2 separate regions of the Homo sapiens genome follow, and region 2 is linked to region 1. Evidence: read pairs that join two places in POLR2A ChIA-PET (ENCODE). Cell type or tissue: PC-9. All regions are shown on one strand. Links, peaks and the distances in the headings refer to the core of each region. The heading gives the core; the rest is flanking DNA.

The links. ChIA-PET counts read pairs that join two places held together with the same protein. Peaks named below come from ENCODE experiments on the same cell type or tissue, not always from the same donor. Only the 100,000 strongest peaks of a DNase experiment are listed, where the experiment ranks them.
Region 2: POLR2A ChIA-PET joins it to region 1 with 7 read pairs; 4 of 35 experiments call an interaction of 5 or more read pairs at or near these places.

Annotation. Positions count from the first base shown.
Region 1 is chr12:76,129,718-76,139,623 of GRCh38, reverse strand. It overlaps the pseudogene RTN4IP1P1 and the pseudogene RNU6-1271P. Among named protein-coding and RNA genes, the nearest start is that of NAP1L1, 50 kb to the right of the region's middle. In PC-9, for the core only: no CTCF peak of the experiment used is centred there; no DNase peak of the experiment used is centred there.
Region 2 is chr12:76,306,087-76,315,992 of GRCh38, reverse strand. It overlaps the pseudogene RN7SKP172. Among named protein-coding and RNA genes, the nearest start is that of BBS10, 37 kb to the left of the region's middle. In PC-9, for the core only: no CTCF peak of the experiment used is centred there; DNase peaks (open chromatin) are centred at 5,692 and 8,612.

The DNA of each region.
Region 1 (9,906 bases), core at 869-8,868:
ATGTTAATCTTCTCTGTATCATTCCAATTTTAGTATGTATATTACCAAAATGAGCACCCTTTTGTCCATATTTTAAACTAGGATGGTAAATATTTATTTTTGATTTATAGAAACTTTTTGTATAATAGGAATATTAATATTTGTCTGTAAAATATGTTGCAAATTCTTTTCTTCCTAGCATGTCATTTGTCTACTAATTTTATTTATGGGCTGGGCATGGTGGCTCATGCCTATAATCCTAGCACTTTGGGAGACTATGTGTGAAGGATCACTTGAGCTCAAGAGTTTGAGACCAGCCTGGGCAAAAAAGTGAGACCCTGTCTGTACAAAAAGTACACTAATAAGCTGGGCATGTTGGTGCATGCCTGTAGTTCCAGTTACTTGGGAGGCTGAGGTGGAAGGATTGCTTGAGCCTGGGAGGTCCAGGCTGCAGTGAGCCACGATTGTGCTACTCCAGCCTGGGTGACAGAGCAAGACCCTATCTCAAAAAAAAAATCATTTATGATCTCTTTCTTAGTATCAAATTTTTAAATTTTTATGTGGTCAAGTGCATATCTTTTTCTTGGTCTTCCTCACCCAAGATTATGAATATACAGTATTCCCTATATTTTCTTCACAGTTCTTCTGTTTTTAACATTTATAGCATACTTTGAGGCAAGGATGTTAGTATAGTTTTCTTTCTGGATGAATCTCCAATGATTTCAACACCATTTATTTTATAGTTCAGTTTTTGCTTATTTGAAATGTTTCCTGTATTATAAACAGGATTATGATTCAAACAATGTCTATTCTGAACTTACTGTTACATTGATACTATTTGTCGATACTGTTCTTCTGCACTGATACCACACTGTTTTAATTACTATAGCTTTATAGCGTGTTTTATTATCTGGTAGGACAAGGTTCCCTTCTCTACTTTTTTTAATTTCCAAAAATAGGCAGCTTTTACCAACCAATTTCTCTTTCATATAAACTTTCTTTTTTTTAATCACTAAACCGCATTTTTATTTAAACAACATTAATTACAGTCTTTCCTCATATGTGTCCTCTTTCCACCTTAAGGAAGGCTTCTGGAACTTTAGAAAAAGGAAAGGTTTGTTCAATAACTGGCCCAATTTTTCCCACATCCACCAGTTCTGCAATGTCACCTAAACGTGGACCACTGGCCACAAAAAACGCCCAGCGATAATGGACTCCTTTCCAGAAATGCTTTAATGCCTTCGAGACTATGGTGACTCCTGCCTGTAACATGCCATCTGCTATGCCCAATCAGTCCATGTTCAGGAGGAAAGGACTCACCAAAGTCACATAGGTGGCTCCTGACCATTTCTTGAGAAAATCTGAGCCCATGTTTCAGTGGATCCGCCAACATTACCAAGGATGAAATCAAACGGTTTTAAGGATTTCAACTGCTCTTCCACACTTCCAAATTTGTAATCAATTACATCATCTGCCCCAAGCTTCTTTATAAGCTCACTGGCATCTTGAGCGCAAATTGCTGTCACACGAGCATCCCATGCTTTCATTACCTGTATAGCAAAACTACCAACTCCGCTTGAAGCGCCTAAGATTAGAACACGTCTTCCTGTGCAATTCTTGTCATTCAGGTCACCAACTTTGTTTATGGCAGATGAGGCTGTGAGAGCCACATATGGCGAAGAGGCAGCTTGATATATGAGTGAGTGATTTGGGTTTGTGAGAGACCTCATTTCCACTGACTACAACAAACTCTGAAAGAGTGCCTTGTTTCCAAGGAGGAACTGCAGCCCAGACCTTATCTCAAGGCTTGAAGTACTTCACATCCAGCCCACATTCCATCACCATTCCAGAGACATCCCGAATCAGAGTCAGAGGAAATTCTTCTCCTTTGATTTTCATGTGTAAAGGATTACGCTTCATATTTAAAGCTGTAGCTCCATAACCACTTCTCATATTGACGTCTATAGGATTTACACTGGCAGGGTGAACTTTTACAGTGACTTCATTTGGCTAGCGTATGATAGGTATCATCACGTTCTGAGTCAATCGAAGCACTTCATTCTTCCCATACTTATCTATCACCCAAGCAGGCATGACAGTGCTCCTTGGAGAGGTAGTACTAATCCTTCTAATGGAAGGCCTTTGGACAACTTTGCTTCTCCAGAAGCAAACCACAGTACACGCATTTCTTCTAAGTACACAAGTCTTCAGAAATTCCATTGTAAACACTGGTTGAACTGCATGCTCAAATTCAAATACACTGGACTGGATCAAACTCTCACCCCTGAATTCAGTCAAATTCTGCCAAACACACGGGCTAGTTTCAAAATTGAGCATGCAAAATGGAGCATTTGAAAATGAAGTTAAACTAATGGACAAATCTGTCCTGGGAGCCCTCTGCGGAACAAGCAGACACCGCTCGCGATCCAATGCCAGAGAATCAAACGCTTGCCGACTACTGCCGCGACCTTGGCCCGGAATCTCCTTGCCTTCATGTAAACTTTCAAGTTGGCTTGTCATTTCAAAAATTGGTAAGATTTTGTTTGGAATTATATTGAATTTATACCGTAATTTGAAAGACTTAAAGTCTTTGCATAGTTTATTTGTCCATTCCAGAAACTTTTGTCTCTCTTAATTTACTCATGTCTTTTGTATCTTTGAAAACAGTTTTCTAGTTTTCCTTTCTTAATTTTTTAAAATTTATTTTTATTTTTTGTAGAGACAGGGTCTTGCTTTGTTGCCCAAGCTGGTCTTAAACTTCTAACCATAAGCAGTCCTCCTGTCTTGGCCTCCCAAAGTATTGAGATTACAGGCGTTAGCCACTGCACCCAGCCACTCTAGTTTTCTTAGTACAAGTGTACCCACTTATTGTTATCTCTATTCCTAAGTGTTTTATACTTTTCTGCTGTTGTAAATGAGACTTTTTGTATGTTATTTCCAAATTTATTATTTCTTTAATTTTTGTACATTGACCTTTTATTGAGACACCATATTAAACTCCCTTAACCTCTCTCTCTTTTGCTTTTTTTGATTAATTTTACCTGTAGACTTAGTGCTATAGTTTCAACTCTATACTCTCAAAGTCAGTTTTGTTTCTTCCTTCTTAATATTTCCCTTTTTCTGAGTTAATTAAATTGGGTAAAATTTCAAGTACAATTTTTCAATAATAGTGTTGTTAGAGGAAATATTTGATTTTCTTCTAATTTAAATAGGAATTCTTTGAATGATTTACATTATGCGTTGGACTTATTGAGTTTCAGCTTTCACCCTTTTCCAGGTTTATTTCTAATCTTAGTTTACTAAGATGTGGTCAATGTAATTGCTGCTGAATTTTATCAAGTGATTTTTTTTTACTGTCTATTGATATTATTATAAACTTTATTGATATGCTAATGTAGTGAATTACAATGATACATTTTTTGAGTGATGAACTAATTCAATCAAACTCTAATTATAATGTTTTGTTATCTTAATACACTGCTGGATCAACTTTACAAATATTTTAATTAAGATACCTGTACATATGGTCATAGCTGAGATAGCTTAAATGTTTGATTGCTTATCTCTCTAGGTTTCTGGCTATCTGTCCATTTGGTTATTTGTCTGGATACTATACCTGGTCTGGTTTTGATATCAGAGTTATGTTTATTTCACAGAATGCATTAGAAATACTTTTTTTTTTTTTTTGGCCCAAGAAGGGTTTAAGTAGCATAAATATGGTCAATTTCTTGAAGGCCCAAAAGAAGTTTATTAAAGCTATATTGGTTTAGTGCCTTTTTTAGAGGTAGAGTTCTGTATTGTTTATCTATTGCTGTGTTAGAAATTATCCCAAAACTCAATGGCCTAAAACAACAATAACCATTCATTATCTCATTGATTCTGTGAGTCAGGAATTTGGGAGCAGCTCAGTTATGTGGTTCTGGCTTAAGGTTTCTCATGAGGTTGCACTTAGATGTTGGCTGGGTCCACAGTGATCACAAAGCTTTATTGGGGCTGATGGATCAAAATGTCTCACTAACATGACTGCCAAGTCAGTGCTGGCTATTGGCCAGGAACCTCTGTTCCTTTTCTCATGGGTCTCTCCAAAGGACTGCTTGAGTGTCCTCATAGCATGGTGCCTGGCTTCCCCTAGACTGCAGGGAAGCCATCTTTTGACTTCCCTGGGCCACACTGGAAGAAGGAGAATTGTCTTAGGCAACACATAAAATACACTAGCACTAACGATAACTGATGAGCTAAAAAAAAAAAAAAAAACTCTTAATTTTTTAAGAAAGTTTATGAATTTGTGTTGGCCATATTCAAAGCCATTCTGGGCCACATGCACCCATAGGCTGCAGGTTGAACAAGCTTGCCCTAGAGTAAGCAGTTAAAAAGAGCATGATAAAAGACACAATGTCTTTTAATGACCTATTCTTGGAAGTCACACACTGTCACTTTTTTTCTTATTCTATTGGTCACTGGGCCATCTCTGATTTAGCCCTGATTCAGAGAGGGCCTGATAGTAGGAGGCAAAAGTTTATTTGAGAACGTCTTGTAGGCTGGCCCCCGTAAGTGCTGAGTGCCTTTTCAATTATTTAATGATTATTGCTCTAGTCAGATTCTAGCTCTTCTTAAATCAATTTGGTATTTTATAGTCTTCAGGAAATTTACTCTATCATATAGTTAAATGTTCTATAAGTTTTTAGTGGAAAGTTTTTGTTTCTCCAAGGTTACAAAAAAATTATGTCCTCAGATCTTCTAGAATTTTTGTGGTTGTATAGTAATAAAATTTTTTGTCAAATAATTTAGATATTTGTCTGGGCAGGGTGGCTCACACCTGTAGTCCCAACACTTTGGGAGGCCAAAGTGGAAGGATAGCTTGAGGCCAGGAGTTTGAGACCAGCCTGGACTACGGAGCAAGACTCCATCTCTACAAAAAATTTAAAAAATTAGCTGGGTGTGGTGGCACATGCCTGTAGTCCCAGCTACTCCAGAGGCTGAGGCTGGAGGATCACTAGAGCCCAGGAGTTCAAGGCTGAAGTGAGCCATGATCACCACTGCACTCCAGCCTGGGTGACAGAGTGAGACCTTGTCTCAGAACAACAACCACAAACTAAACTAAATTTCAGGCTATGAAGGGGAAGAGAAGTTGGACATGCCTCATTATACCCCCTTTTCTTTCGGAGTTTGGGCTTAACTGACCAGCATTACTGTTAAAATACAGAGCATAAGTCTGATAAAACAGATGCTTTGGCAATAAAATAGCAAATTCCAACCCAACTCTGATATACCATCACATAACAGATAGCAGATCCTGAAGGCAATAAAAATATTTTACCCCAAAATATATTTTCTTAACATATTTTGCAATGGCCCTGAAAACCTGTCTTTCATGAGGAAGTTTGTGTCTGTAAAGAATCTCCTTCTGTTTTTAGGTCTTTCCCAGATCTAGGAGAGATTAAATGAGAATCTGACACTGTTATGTTCTGAAAAGAGATATGTACCATCTATTCTCTCTAAGGCAGCTACCTGGAGGCTCCATCTACAAAACAAGAACCTTGGCTTCCACAACCCACCTTGTCTTCACTCAAGCATTCCCCACTCCCCAGTGTCTAAAACCAAACTGTAACCTGAGCCATGGTCATTCATATTGGCTCAGAATAAACTTCTTTAAATATTTTATGAAGTTTGGCTTTATGGTCAACATTTCTTTTATTGAAAGTTTCTTTGTTTTATTATCTAGGATCATTGTTGAATTTTGTCACATTCCTTTTTAGCATCCATGGAGATGATCATTTGATAGACAATAAATATTATTAGATTTTTCTAGAGTTGAGCCATCCATATATTCATAGGAGAAAAAAACCTTCATAGTCATAAATTGCCGTTGGATTCTGCTTATTAATAATTTATTTAGTATTGATATTAATTGAAAGACTAGTCTATGGCTTTGTATCTTTTTTTGTTTTTTTAAGACAGAGTCTCACACTGTTGTCCAGGATGGAGTGGAGTGGCATGATCATAGCTCATGGCAACCTCCAACTCCTGGACTCATGTAAGCATCCTGCCTCAGCCTTCCAAGTAGCTGGGATTACAGGCACACATAACTGTGCCTAGCTAATTAAAACAATTTTTTTGTAAAGACAAGGTCTGCCTAGATTGCCCGGGCTGGTTTTTAACTCCTGGGCTGAAGTGATCCTCCCACCTCGGCCTCTCAAAGTGCTGGTATTACAGTCATGAACCACCACACCTGGCCTTAGCTTTTGTAAATTTTGTAGTCTTTGTCCATTATGTATTTTATATTCCCTTCATAAAAATAATTAGGAAGCTTTTCTTCTTTTTTTAGGCTCCAGAAGAGTTTAAATATAACTAGAATTATCTGCATTTTAAAGATTTGGTAGAATTCCCCTGTGCAATAATGTGGTTTTGATACTTTTCTTGGGAAGAAGAGAGGAGCAACTGTTAACTATTTCCATATTGGACTTTCTTATGTAATCTAATGAGTATGGCATGGTGTAAAAGAAAAAGAAAAAGGTGGGGCGTGGGGGTTCATGCCTATAATTTTAGCACTTTGGGAGGCCAAAACAGGTGGATTGCTTGAGCCCAGGAGTTCGAGACCAGCCTGGGTAACATAATGAGACTCCATCTCTATTTTTTAAAAAAAATAAGAAGAAGAAATACATATTTGGTCACTTTCCTTTCACTCCCTTGGCACACAGCTTGATGTGCTCTGGATCTGTGTCCCTACCAAATATCATGTTGAATTGTAATTCTCAATGTTGGAGGTGAGGCTGGTGGGAGGTGATTGGATCATGGGGCGGATTTCTCATGAATGAATGGTTTAGTACCATTTCCTTGGTGCTGTTCTCATGATAGTGAGTGAGTTCTTACAAGATTTGGTTGTTTAAAAGTGTACGGTACCTCCCCTTTCTCTTTTGCTCCTGCTCCTGTCATGTAATACATGCCTGCTCCTGCTTTACTTTCCACCATGATTGTAAGTTTTCTGAGGTCTCCCCAGACACTGAGCAGATGCCAGTATCATCCTTCCTGTACAGCCTGTGGAACTGTGAGGCAATAAAAACTCTTTTCTTTTCTTTTCTTCTTCTTCCTCTTTTTTTTTTTTTTTTTTTTTGGAGACAGGGTCTCACTCTGTCACCCAGGTGGGAATGCAGGAGTGTGATCACAGCTCACTGCAGCCTCAGCCTCCCAGGCTTAAGCAATCCTCCCACCTCAGCCTCCTAAGTAGCTGGGAATACAGATGTGAGCCACCCAGCTTATCTAATTTTTGTATTTTTGGTAGAGATGGGGTTTCACCATGCTGCACAGGATCTCAAATTCCTGAGCTCAAGCAATCCACCCACCTCGGCCTCCTAAAGTGCCAAGATTATAGGCATGAGCCACTGAGCCCAGCCTAAATCTCTTTTCTTTATAAATTGCCAAGACTCAGGTATTTCTTTATAGCAATGCAAGAACAAACTAATACAGAAATCCATAATCCTAAAATCACTGGGATCACTGAAGTGATAAATGCCTTTGTGTATGCTAATGAACGACTGATAGCTGGGGGCTCCTGGATAGCCTCAGGATGGGGGCTGGTTGCCAGGGCGACTAACCATGTGGTTAGAGGGTTTGAAATTTTAGCCCCCCAAACCCCTATATCCGGTAGGAGAGAGAGATTGAAGATTGACTTAACCACAATGGTCAATGACTTAATCAATCATGCCTACAGAATGAGGCCTCAGTAAAACCCCAAAAGGACAGGGTTCAGAGACAGCTTCCAGGTTGTGGAACCCAGGGAGGTGTTGGGAGGGTGGTGTGCTTGAAGAGGGAATGGAAACTGCACACCCTTTCCAGCCTACCTGGCCCTATGTGTCTCTTCTATCTGGCTGTTCCTGAGTTGTATCGTTTTATGGTAAACTGGTAATTCAGTAAGTAAACTTTTTACTGAGTTCTTCGAGCTGTTGTAGCAATTTTTTTTTTTTTGAGATGGAGTCTCACTCTGTTGCCTAGGCTGGAGTGCAGCGGCGTGATCTCGGCTCACTGCAACCTCTGCCTCCTGGGTTCAAGCAATTCTCATGCCTCAGCCTCCCAAGTAGCTGGGATTACAGGCGAGCACCACACCATACCCAGCTAATTTTTATATTTTTAGTGGAGACGGGGTTTCACCACATTGGCTAGGCTGCTCTCGCACTCCTGACCTCAGGTGATCCACCACTTTGGCTTCTCAAAGTGCTGGGATTACAGGCTTTTCAAAGTGCTGGGATTACACCGTGCCCGGCCAGTTCTAGCAAATTATTAAAACTGAAGTTGGCACAGGGGTGGGGGTTGTGGGAACTTCCAATTAATAGCTGGTCAGTCAGACTCACAGCCGACTTGGAACTGGCATAGGAAGTAAGGGCAGTCTTGCAGGACTGAGCCCTTCTTCTGAGGAGTTTAGGCTAAGCTCAGGGAGTAGTGTCAGAATTTATTTGAATTGTGGGACACCTAGTTGGTGTCCAGACAGTTGGTGTGGGAAAACAACAACAACAACAATAGCAGCAACATACATTTGATGTCAGCAGTGAAGTGGGGTGAGTGTTGAGAGTAAAGTACAGAGGAAACGGGAGTTTTCCTTTCAGACGGGAAGCAATATAGCTGAGCATCAAAAACAAGTAATGCGGCTGGGCACGGTGGCTCATGCCTGTAATTCCAGCACTTTGGGAAGCCAAGGTGGGTGGATCACCTGTGGTCAGGAGTTCAAGACCAGCCTGGCCAACATGGTGAAACCCCGTCTCTACTAAAAATACAAAAATTAGCTGGGTATGGTGGCAGGCGCCTGTAGTCCCAGCTACTTGGGGGGCTGAAGCAGGAGAATAGCTTGAACCTGGGAGGCAGAGGTTGCAGTGAGCCGAGATCGTGCCACTGCACTCCAGCCTGGGTGACAGAGCGAGACTCCCACTCAAAAATAAACAAACAAACAACAATGACACAAAAAACAAGTAATGACTTCACATCATGTTCCAGGGCTTGTAGACCGCTCACACTTTCACTGACATCTGCATAGTCATTGCAACACCGACCAATCTGGAAAGGCAGAATCAATCACAAGCATCTAAAATGCATTTCTGAACATGAGAAGAAACAATAATATGAAAGATATCCAATGAAACTTTCCCATGTTTCAAAGAAAACAATGAACATTGCTAGTTTTTTTAAATTGAAAACTATTTTTGATGGCTATTACTAAAAAGTCAAAAAATAACAGATGTTGACAAGGTTACAGAGAGAAAAGAGAATGCTTATACACTGCTGGTGAGAATGTAAATTAGTTCAGCCACTGTGGAAAGCAGTCTGGAGATTTCTCAAAGAACTTAAAAGAGAACTACTGTTCAACCCAGCAATTCCACTGCTGGTTATATAGCCAAAGGAATATAAATCGTTCTACCATAAAGACACATGCACGTGTATGTTCATTGCAACACTATTCACGATAGCACAGACATGAAGTCAACCTAGATGCTTATCAGTGGTGGACTGGATAAAGAAAATGTGGTATACATATACGACATGGAATATTACACAGCTGTAAAAAATGAGCTCATGATTTTTGCAGAAACATAGATGGAGCTGGAGGCCATTATCTTAAGTGATTTAAAGCAGGAACAGAAAACCAAATACCACATGTTCTCATATCATAACTGGGAGTTAAACATTGAATCCACATGGACACAAAGAATGGAACGATAGACACTGGGGCCTGTTTGAGGGTGGAGGGTGACAAGAAGATGAGGATTGAAAAACTACCTATTGGGTATTATTTGGGTATTATTTGGGTGACAAAATCATCTGTATATCAAACCCCTGCAACACACAATTTACCCATTTAACAAACCCGCACATGTACCCCTTGAACCTAAAAGTTGGAAAGAAAAAGTGTTTAAAAATAAAAATTAAACTATTCTTGGAAAC
Region 2 (9,906 bases), core at 920-8,919, 180 kb before region 1:
TATCCCACTTTTGGGGAGCTTGTTTGGAGGTTCTAGCAGGGGAGCGCAGTTACTCTTGGCCTTGACGGAAGACCGGTCTATCAGGGATGGTCGTCCTCTTCCAGGGAGCGCACAGCTTCAGGAGAGACACACATGGAGCCATGAGGGAGGAAGGGGACACCCACCCAGACTGCCAGATCAGCCAATTCAACCCTGGCAGTCAATGGGGTGACAGATGTCACAGCCAGATCACTCTCATATCTCCCACTTTTTATATCTCTCTCTCTGTCCGCGTGCCTCTCTACTTGTCTCTGCTTCTGTCTGCCTCTCTTGGTGCCTCTTACATCTCTTTTTTGCTCTCTCCATGTCTCTTGGCTTGCATGTCTTTCTATTTCTCTCTGTATCTCTCTGATACTATCTTATGATGTGTGTGGGGGGTTGGGGGAGGGGACAGTGATTGTGTACAGATGTGTCCTGTCCTTTTAGCTATGTATGTCCCCTTAGCTGTGGGAGGTGAGCTCCCTGGGCCCTCTGATATCCTGTGGGGATGGGAGAGGAAGAAAAGGGAGAGAGTCCAATACTTTCTTCTTCCCTGCATTGGGATGCGGTTGAGAGGGCTTTCTCAAACTACAGTACCTGTCAATACAGCCTGGCAAGCAGTTCTGGAATCTGGGGAGTCAGGTCCCTCTTGATAGCCCCTGAAGTAGCAGGGACTTTAAGCAATGTCTCCGTGAATGAGTGTCCAAGCTGCACACTCCACGTACTATAAAGTCTGAGCAGAACGTCTAAGTAGAGCAGAGCCCATCATTCTAATCAAGACAACGTACATGAAAGTTAACTGGGCACGTATTTAATGATACACATGATTATGATTGTGCTGCATGGTAATTAAGCATAAATGGTGAGGGGCTCATGTAAATGACTGTAATTAGTATTACTTTTTCACAGCTAAGCCAAATTTCATTTCCCCTTTCTACATTGCTAATTTTCCAGCATCTGTAATCAGTGTCAATGTTGATAATTTCTGATGTCACATACTGTTTAATCATCACATCCCATGAACATACACAGATCCAGGCACAAAGATGCACATGGATGCACACACATACACATCCCCACGTGCACACATGCTCACCCCACCCCTGCCTTCACACACACACACACACACACACACACACACACACACACACACACACAGAGCCTGGAGGTAACACTGAAATGAGGGGACCTGGTCCCTGGTCTACGTACCCCATTCTTCAGGGCAGAGGTTTCCTGTGTTTCTTTTTTTCTCTCTTTCTTCCTTCCTTCCTTCCTCCCTCCCTCCTTCCCTCCCTCCCTCCCTCCCTCCCTCCCTCCCTTTCTTTCTTTCTTTCTTTCTTTCTTTCTTTCTTTCTTTCTTTCTTTCTTTCTTTCTTTCTTTTTTCTTTCTTTCTTTTTCTTTCTTTCTTTTCTTTTTCTTTCTTTCTTTCTGTTCTTTCCTTCTTCTTTCTTTCTTTCTTTTCTTTTCTTTCTTCTTTCTTTCATCTTTCTTTTTGACAGAGTCTCACTCTGTTGCCCAGGCTGGAGTGCAGTGGTGCCATCTCAGCTCACTGCAACCTCTGCCTCCCAGGTTCAAGCAATTCTCCTTCTTCAGCCTCCCAAGTAGCTGGGATTACAGGCACCTGCCACCACGCCCTGGCTAATTTTTGTATTTTTAGTAGAGACAGGGTTTCACCGTGTTAGCCAGGCTGGTCTTGAACTCCTGACCTCAAGTGATCTGCCCACCTCAGCCTCCCAAATTGCTGGGATCACAGGCATGAGACGTCATGCCCAGCGCTCCTGTGTTCCAATTTTCCTACTTTCTGGCCCTGGAGCAATTGAGGCCACTTTAGAGAAGTGACAGCTTGACCACCACGTGAGATCATCTGAGGTCTTAATTGTAAAATTCTATTTTAAAAATGCTAATATTGGGAGTGGTGATGGTGGTAAAATCATATTTTTATATTTTTAATATACATAATTTTATTTAATTAGTTACTTTCATGTTATCACCATCATTTTTATAATCACAAAAATTACTGTAATTTTGGATTTTAATATATGTCAGACACAATGGCATATTCTTTACATGCATTATTCCCCTAAATTTTGAGGTACATGTTATTCCCCATTTCCTAAATAAGAAGCTGGGGCTTACTGAGGTTAAGTATTTGCCCAAGGTCACGGAATCAGTAAGTGGGAAGCCAGGACTCAAATTCTGTGGATTTTGAGTTAAAGTCCATGACTGTAACTACTCTGCTCTTCTGGCAAAATGATGAGGACAGATATTTCCTTTCCTAAATCTTAATTTTTTCACCAGTAACGATGTTCATAGCTCACATCTGTCTTATTTTTTATAGAGAAGAAGGGGCTTGGATATTTGAAAAGGGTTTTTCTGCCAAAAAGAGGAGAGAGAGAAGGATGAAGAGGCACCCAGCACTGCCAATGCAGGCATGAAGCCAAACCCGTTTGTCTTCCCTGGTATACAGAGTGACCACAGGGGACATTTTAAAAGCTCTAGGGAGTTAGAGAGTGCTGAAGAAGAAATCTGGGCAGCAGGGCTGCGGCCAGCCTTTCAGCAGTTTGTGCTGGGAGCTGCTCCCCAATGAGACTTTCACCTCAGCTGGGTTTGCGCGCCGTACTCCCTAGGCTGAAAGTTCTCTGGATCGGTCTCCTCGAAGCAGTGCTCCCGACAGGCAGCACTGAGCCTTTCACCTGGAAGGAGGAAAAGAAGGGTTTCGTAGACACAAATGGGGAGGAAGGCGAGGGCTGCCCTGTTACTGCGATGCCCTCATCAGCCAAGTCTGGGCTGCTCCCTTTTTTTTTTTTTTTGAGACTGAGTCTCACTCTGTCGCCCAGGCTGGAGTGCAGTGGCGCGATCTCGGCTCACTGCAAGCTCCGCCTCCCGGGTTCACACCATTCTCCTGCCTCAGCCTCCGGAGTAGCTGGGACTACAGGGCCTGCCACCACGCCCGGAGAATTTTTTGTATTTTTAGTAGAGACGGGGTTTCACCGTGTTAGCCAGAATGGTCTCGATCTCCTGACCTTGTGATCCTCCCGCCTCGGCCTCCCAAAGTGCTGGGATTACAGGCGTGAGCCACCGCGCCCAGCCCGCTGCTCCCTCTTTTTAAAGAGTGGCTCCTCCCCCTGTTCTAGCTTTCAGGTCTGACCAGAAACAGTCTCTTCTTTGACTCTGCCTCCTTGACCACAGTGAGTGGTCCAGGGATAAGCAAGTCAGATTGACTGAAGTGGGGAGAAGGCTCTCAAAGGTCCTGAGACTGTAAGATGTAAGAGACTCTGAAGAAATGAAAATTTTCCACTGTAGGCCTCCATGTCCTTGTCCACTGTAGCTGTTCCTCCCCACCCCCGCCGCTCACACATGACCGGACTGTTCCTCCCACTCCTCTTGGTAAAATCCAAGTTGTCCAAACAGTGACCGCTAATTGCTAAAGAAAATTCCTTCCTTTTCTAGGAACCATCTTTGTTCTTAAAACAAAGTGAACTTGAGCTGACCCTGCCTGCTGAAGCCCTATAAAAAATTCCACCCTCCTTCCCAAGTTAGAACGCTCCTTTTCACGCCGGCATTACTGAAAGGCTTATGCTAATGGTGTTCTTGGTTTTTTCCACAGAGGATATAAGTTAAGAGATGTTGAGATGCTAGCAGCAGGTCTACAGCTTGTGGAGAAGCCAGTCTGGGAGAAGGAAATTAACGTGCAAACAGGTTAAGAAATAAGTGGTAGAGGGAGAGACAGAGAGATCCCCTCGCGTTTAATTTTCCATCTTGCTTCTCTAAGACCAGGATTCTTCCCTGTTCTTCTCATTTTTGGTTATGTAAGTAAATTAGTTAAAAATGTAAGATTAAAAAAAGGAGCACCACAACATCTTCACATGTGGCTGTGCAAACGTAATGTTATAACTGTATACTGAAAGAAATTCGAATTTAGAGCCTCGGTGTCCAGGAATAAGGGTAAACATTATCTTGTCCTTTCACATAGCTCTGTCAGCTCACTCTCTTCTGGGTAAATGATGAGTCAGAAACACAGGATTCTTCTCTCATTCAATGCCACCCTCACTTCTGGGAATGAATAAGTTGCTGGAGAATCAGGATGTTGAAGAGTAATTTTTAAAAAACCCATGCAATTACACAATGCCAAAAATCTTGTTTCACTTATTATTTATTTATTTTTACTTATTTATTTTTTTTGAGACGGAGTCTCGTTCTGTCGCCCAGGCTGGAGTGCAGTGGCACAATCTCGGCTCACAGCAAGTTCTCCCTCCCGGGTTCACGCCATTCTCTTGCCTCAGCCTCCCAAGTAGCTGGGACTACAGGTGCCCACCACCACGCCCAGCTAATTTTTTCTATTTTTAGTAGAGACGGGGTTTCACCATGTTAGCCAGGATGGTCTCGATCTCCTGACCTCGTGATCTGCCTGCCTCGGCCTCCCAAAGTGCTGGGATTACAGGCGTGAGCCACCGCGCCCAGTCTATTTCACTTATTATTTAATAAGGAAACCAGTAAGAAGTAAAAATTGGTTGAAAGGAGAATTCAAGGACAAAACACATATATAGGCAATCAGAAATATTGAATTAATTTTGCCTATAGATGCAAAACTAGCCTCTTCCATAGAGTGGAAATCAATACACCTTCATTGGACAAAAGTCATTCTTATTTCTAAGAACAGGAATCATGTACATCACCACCAACCTTCCACCACTTAACTTCAATTTCTACAGATTTGCAAAATAGTCAAGGACAATGAAAGACACAGACCCACGTAGAATTTGATAAACCTGAAAGGGTCCTGTTTCCAGAAATTTTGTCAAGAATTCAATCTGTGTAATTTGATCCCCTACACAGGATCCATAGACCGGCTTAAATAGATGTGAGATTTGAATAACTGAATTTGAGAAATTGCCGGAAAATACACTATACATTTCCATCAAACCAAGAATATTCCTCTATTTTCATACAGTCCCCAAACTCAATTCACGGTCATTGTGACAACACAGCAACCACCTACATTTCTATTTTGCTCCATAAATTTTAGTTATGACAGGTTAGCCAGGCACACTGGAAAATCTCGCCACCAGCCCTTTGCACCCCACAATGAGATGCATGTGCAGATGGAGAGCTGTTGCAAAAACTAGGGCTTCCGTAGGGAGAGGGGGAAGGTTTACAGATTCCAAAATCAGAAGAAACACAACATCTGAATATGAACTTGTAGCCCCAATTAGGAAAATCTGAAAATCATGAGGGAAAGACTTTTAAACCAGCACCTCTCTTATGGGGCCCCCACCTGCTGCTTGGACATGATATACTCACATTTTGATATTCCATCCTGACTGTATTAGAAAGTATGATCCACACTCTTTCTTAGGCAAAGGCTCAAGAAATAAAAATGCTCAGTCTGGTGTGATTGTTCCTCAGAGCTTATGGTGGATTTTCTTGCTTCTTACTAGGAGAAAAAAATGGTCAAATAAAGCAAATTGAACACCTCACAAGCAAGTGGAGAATCAGCCTTGGATAGTTTCCCCATTCATAGCTGTGAAAGAGGTGGACACAGAGCCTGAGAGTCAGTAACTGCAAAGACAAAGCCAAAGGAAGGATCAGCACAGGCCCAAGTGAGGGAGTGCCACTGTAGACTTACAATTCTGGAGCAAGTCTAAAGACTCTTACTGTTGTTGATAGAGCATGACTCATTTATCTGGCATGGTTTGGGATGCTCCCCTATGGTTTAAATACCAGAGTTGGTATTGTACCTGGTAGTACAGTCTAGGTTCATTCTTTTATCCATTTCTTCATTCACACACAGGCATACCTTGTTTTACTGTTTTTCACTTTATTGCACTTCTCAGATACTGCATTTTTAAAACATGGAAGGTTTGGCTGGGCACGGTGGCTCACGCCTGTAATCCCAGCAGTTTGGGAGGCCAAGGCGGGTGGATCACCTGAGGTCGGGAGTTCAAGACCAGCCTGCCTAGCATGGAGAAACTCCGTCTCTACTAAAAATACAAAATTAGCTGGGCTTGGTGGTGCATACCTGTAATCTCAGCTACTCAGGAGGGTGAGGTAGGAGAACTGATTGAACCCGGGAGGTGGAGGTTGTGGTGAGCTGAGATTGTGCAATTGCACTCCAGCCTGGGCAACAAGAGCAAAACTCCATCTCAAAAAAACAAAAAACAAAAAACAAAAACAAGGAAAGTTTGTGGTAGCTCTGTGTTAAGCAAGCCTACCAGTTCCATTTTCAACAGCACGTGCTCACTTCGTGTCTCTGTGTCACATTTTGGTGATTCGCACAGTATTTTTAACTTTTTCATTATTATTATATATACATGGAGATCTGTGATCAGTTATTTATTTATGTATTTATTTATTTATTTATTTTTGAGACAAGGTCTTACTCTGTCATCCAGGCTGGAGTGTAGTGACATGAACACAGCTCATTGCAGCCTTGACTTCCTGGGCTCAGGAGAGCCTCCCCTCAGCCTCCCGAATAGCTAGGACCACAGGTGCACATCAACATGCCCGGCTAATTTTTTAGCTGTTTTTGTAGAGATGGGGTCTCACCTTATTGCCCAGGCTGATCTTGAACTCCTGGGCTTAGGTAATCCTCTTGCCTCAGCCTCCCAAAGTGCTGGGATTACAGGTATGAGCCACTATGTCCAGACTTTGATCAATGATTTTTGATGTAACTATTGTAATTGTTTTGGGGTGCCATGATCCATGCCCGTAGAAGATAGTGAACTTAATTTATAAATGTCATATGTGTTCTGACTGTTCTGCCGACTGGCTGTTTCCCTGTCTCTCTCCCTGATCTTGGGTCTCCTATTCTGAGACACAGCAGTGTTGAAGTTAGGTCAATTAATGACCCTACAAAGGCCTCCAAGTTTTCAACTGAAAGGAATAGTTACTTGTCTTTCACTTTAAACAAAAGGTGGAAATGATTAAGCTTAGTGAGGAAGGCATGTCTAAAGCTGAGATAGGCCAAAAGCTAGGCCTCTTGCACGGGTCGGTGAAGTTGTGAATGCAAAGAAAAAGTTCTGGAAGGAAATTAAAAGTGCTACTCCAGTGAACACACAAATGATAAGAAAGCAAAACAGCCTTCTTGCTGATATGGAGAAAGTTTTAGTGGTAGGATAAAATTTCAAACCTGCCACAACACTCCCTTAAGCCAAAGCCTAATTCAGAGCAAGGCCCTAACTCTCTTCCATTCCATGAAGGCTGGGAGAGGTGAGGAAGCTGCAGAAGAAAGGTTTGAAGCCAGCAAAGGTTGGTTCATGAGGTTTAAGGAAAGAAGCCATCTCTATAACATCAAAGTGCAAGGTGAAGCACTTTCTCCAAAAGCAGAAGCTGCAGCAAGTTATCCAAAAGATCTAGCTAAGATCATTGATGAAGGTGGCTGCTTTAAACAACAGGTTTTCAATGCTGATGAAACAGCCTTCTATTGGAAGAACATGCCACCTAGAACTTCCATAGCTGGAGAGAAGTTAATGCCTGGTTTCCAGGTTTTAAAGGATGGGCTCTCTTGTTAGGGGATAATGCTGCTGGGGATTTGAAGTTGAAGCCAATGCTCATTGAACATTCAAAAAATCCTAGGGTCCTTCAGAATGATGCTAAATCTACTCTACCTGTGTGCTCTAAATGAAACAACAGAGCCTGCGTGACAGCACATCTGTTTATAGCATCTTTTACTGAATATTTTAAGCCCACTCTTTTTTTAATTTAAAAAATTTTTATTACTTTTTAGTTTTTTGTAGAGATGGGGTCTCCCTATGTTGTCCAGGCTGATCTTGAACTCCCGAGCTCAAGTGATCCTCTCGCCTCAGCCTCCTGAAATAATTGGGTTACAAGTATGAGCCACCATGCCTGGTCAAGCCCACCCTTTAAGACCTATTGCTCAGAAAAAAAGGTTTCTTTCAAAATATTTCTGCTCATTAACAATGCCTCTGATCACCCAAGAGTTCTGATGGAGATGTACTAAGAGATTAATGTTGTTTCATGCTTGCTAACATAATATCCATTCTGTAGCACATGGATCAAGGAGTAGTTTCAACTTTAAAGACTTATTCTTAAGAAAAACGTTTCTTAAGGCTATAACTGCCACACGTAAGGATTCCTCTGATGAATCTGGGCAATGTATATTGAAAACATTCTGGAAAGAATTTACCATTCTGGTTGCCACTAAGAATATTTGTGATTCATGGGAAGAGGTCAAAATACCAACATGAGCAGGAGTTTGGAATAAGTTGGTTCCAACCCTCATGGATGACTTGCAGAGGTTCAAGACTTCACTGGAGAAAGTCACAGCAGATGAGGTGGAAATAGCAATAAAATTAGAATCAAAAGTAGAGTCTGAAGATGTGACTGAATGCTGCCATCTCAAGGTAAAACCTGAATGGACAAGGAGTTGCTTCTTATGGATGAGCAAAGAAAGTGCTTTCTGGAGAGGGTATCTAGTCCTGGTGACGATGCCATGTACAATGTTGAAATGACAACAGAAGATTTAGAAGATAACATCAACTTAGTTGATAAAGCAGAAAGCAGTAGCAGGTTTGAGAGGATTGTCTCCAATTTTGAAAGAACTTCTATGGTGGATAAAATGCTATCAAACAGCATTCCATTCTATGGAGAGATCTTTCATAAAAGGGAGAGTCAATTGATGCAGAGAACTTCATTGCTGCCTTATTTTAAGAATTGCCACACCTACCCCATCCTTTGGCAACCACCACCCTGATTAGTCAGCAACCATCAACATCAAGGCAAGACTCTACCCACAAAAAGATTACGGAAGTCATTGAAGGCTCAGATGATCATGAAAATTTTTCAGCAATAAACCATTTTTTAAATTAAGGTATATACATTGCTTTCTTAAGACATAATGCTATTGCACACTTAATAGACTACAGTGTAGAATAACACAATTTTATGTGCACAAGGAAACAAAAATATTCTTGTGACTCACGTTATTGTGATATCTGCTTTATTGCAGTAGTCTGGACCCAAACCCATAATATCTCTGAGGCATACCTACATATACAAAGCACACACTAACTGTCATCTTGGTGTCCCTATGTCTTCCAGCCTTGGGTAGTATATGTATACATTTAATGTTAAAATAAAAATGGCAGCCAGGTGTGGTGGCTCATGCTTGTAATCTCAGCACTTTGGAAGACTGAGGCAGGAGGATCATTTGAGCCCAAGAATTTGAGACCAGCCTTGGCAACATAGTTAGACTCCATCTCTACCAAAAAAAAATTTGTTTTTGATTAGCTGGGCATGGGCTGGGTGTGGTGGTTCACCCTTGTAATCCCAGCACTTTGGGAGGCTAAGGCAGGTGGATCACTTGAGGTCAGGAGTTTGAGACCAGCCTGGCCAACATGGCAAAACACCTTCTCTACTAAAAATACAAAAATTTAGCCAGGCGTGGTGGCAGGTGCATGTAATCCCAGCTACTTGGGGGGCTGAGGCAGGAGAATCGCTTGAACCCAAGAGGCAGAGGTTGAAGTGAGCCAAGATCATGCCACTGTACTGCAGCCTGGGCAAAAGAGCAAGACTCCGTCTCAAAAACAAAAAAAAAACAAAAAACAAAAAAACCCAGCCGGGAATAGTAGTACCTGCCTGTCGTCCCAGCTACTTGGGAGGCTGAAGCAGGAAGATCACTTGAGCACAGGAAGTCGAGGCTGCAGTGAACCATGATTATGCCACTGCACTCCAGCCTGAGTGACAAAGAGACCTTGTCTCAATGTCTCAAAAAAAAAAAAAAAAAAAGACTCAAGTCCTTATCCTACATACTGTGGAAAGTTCAGTGCCTTTCCCATGATTTCTGCAAACCCTAAGGTGCCTCTGTTGCTGGGGTCACTCCTGCTTAGATTTCCTGGTCCCACTAAACTCTCAATCCACCTCACATT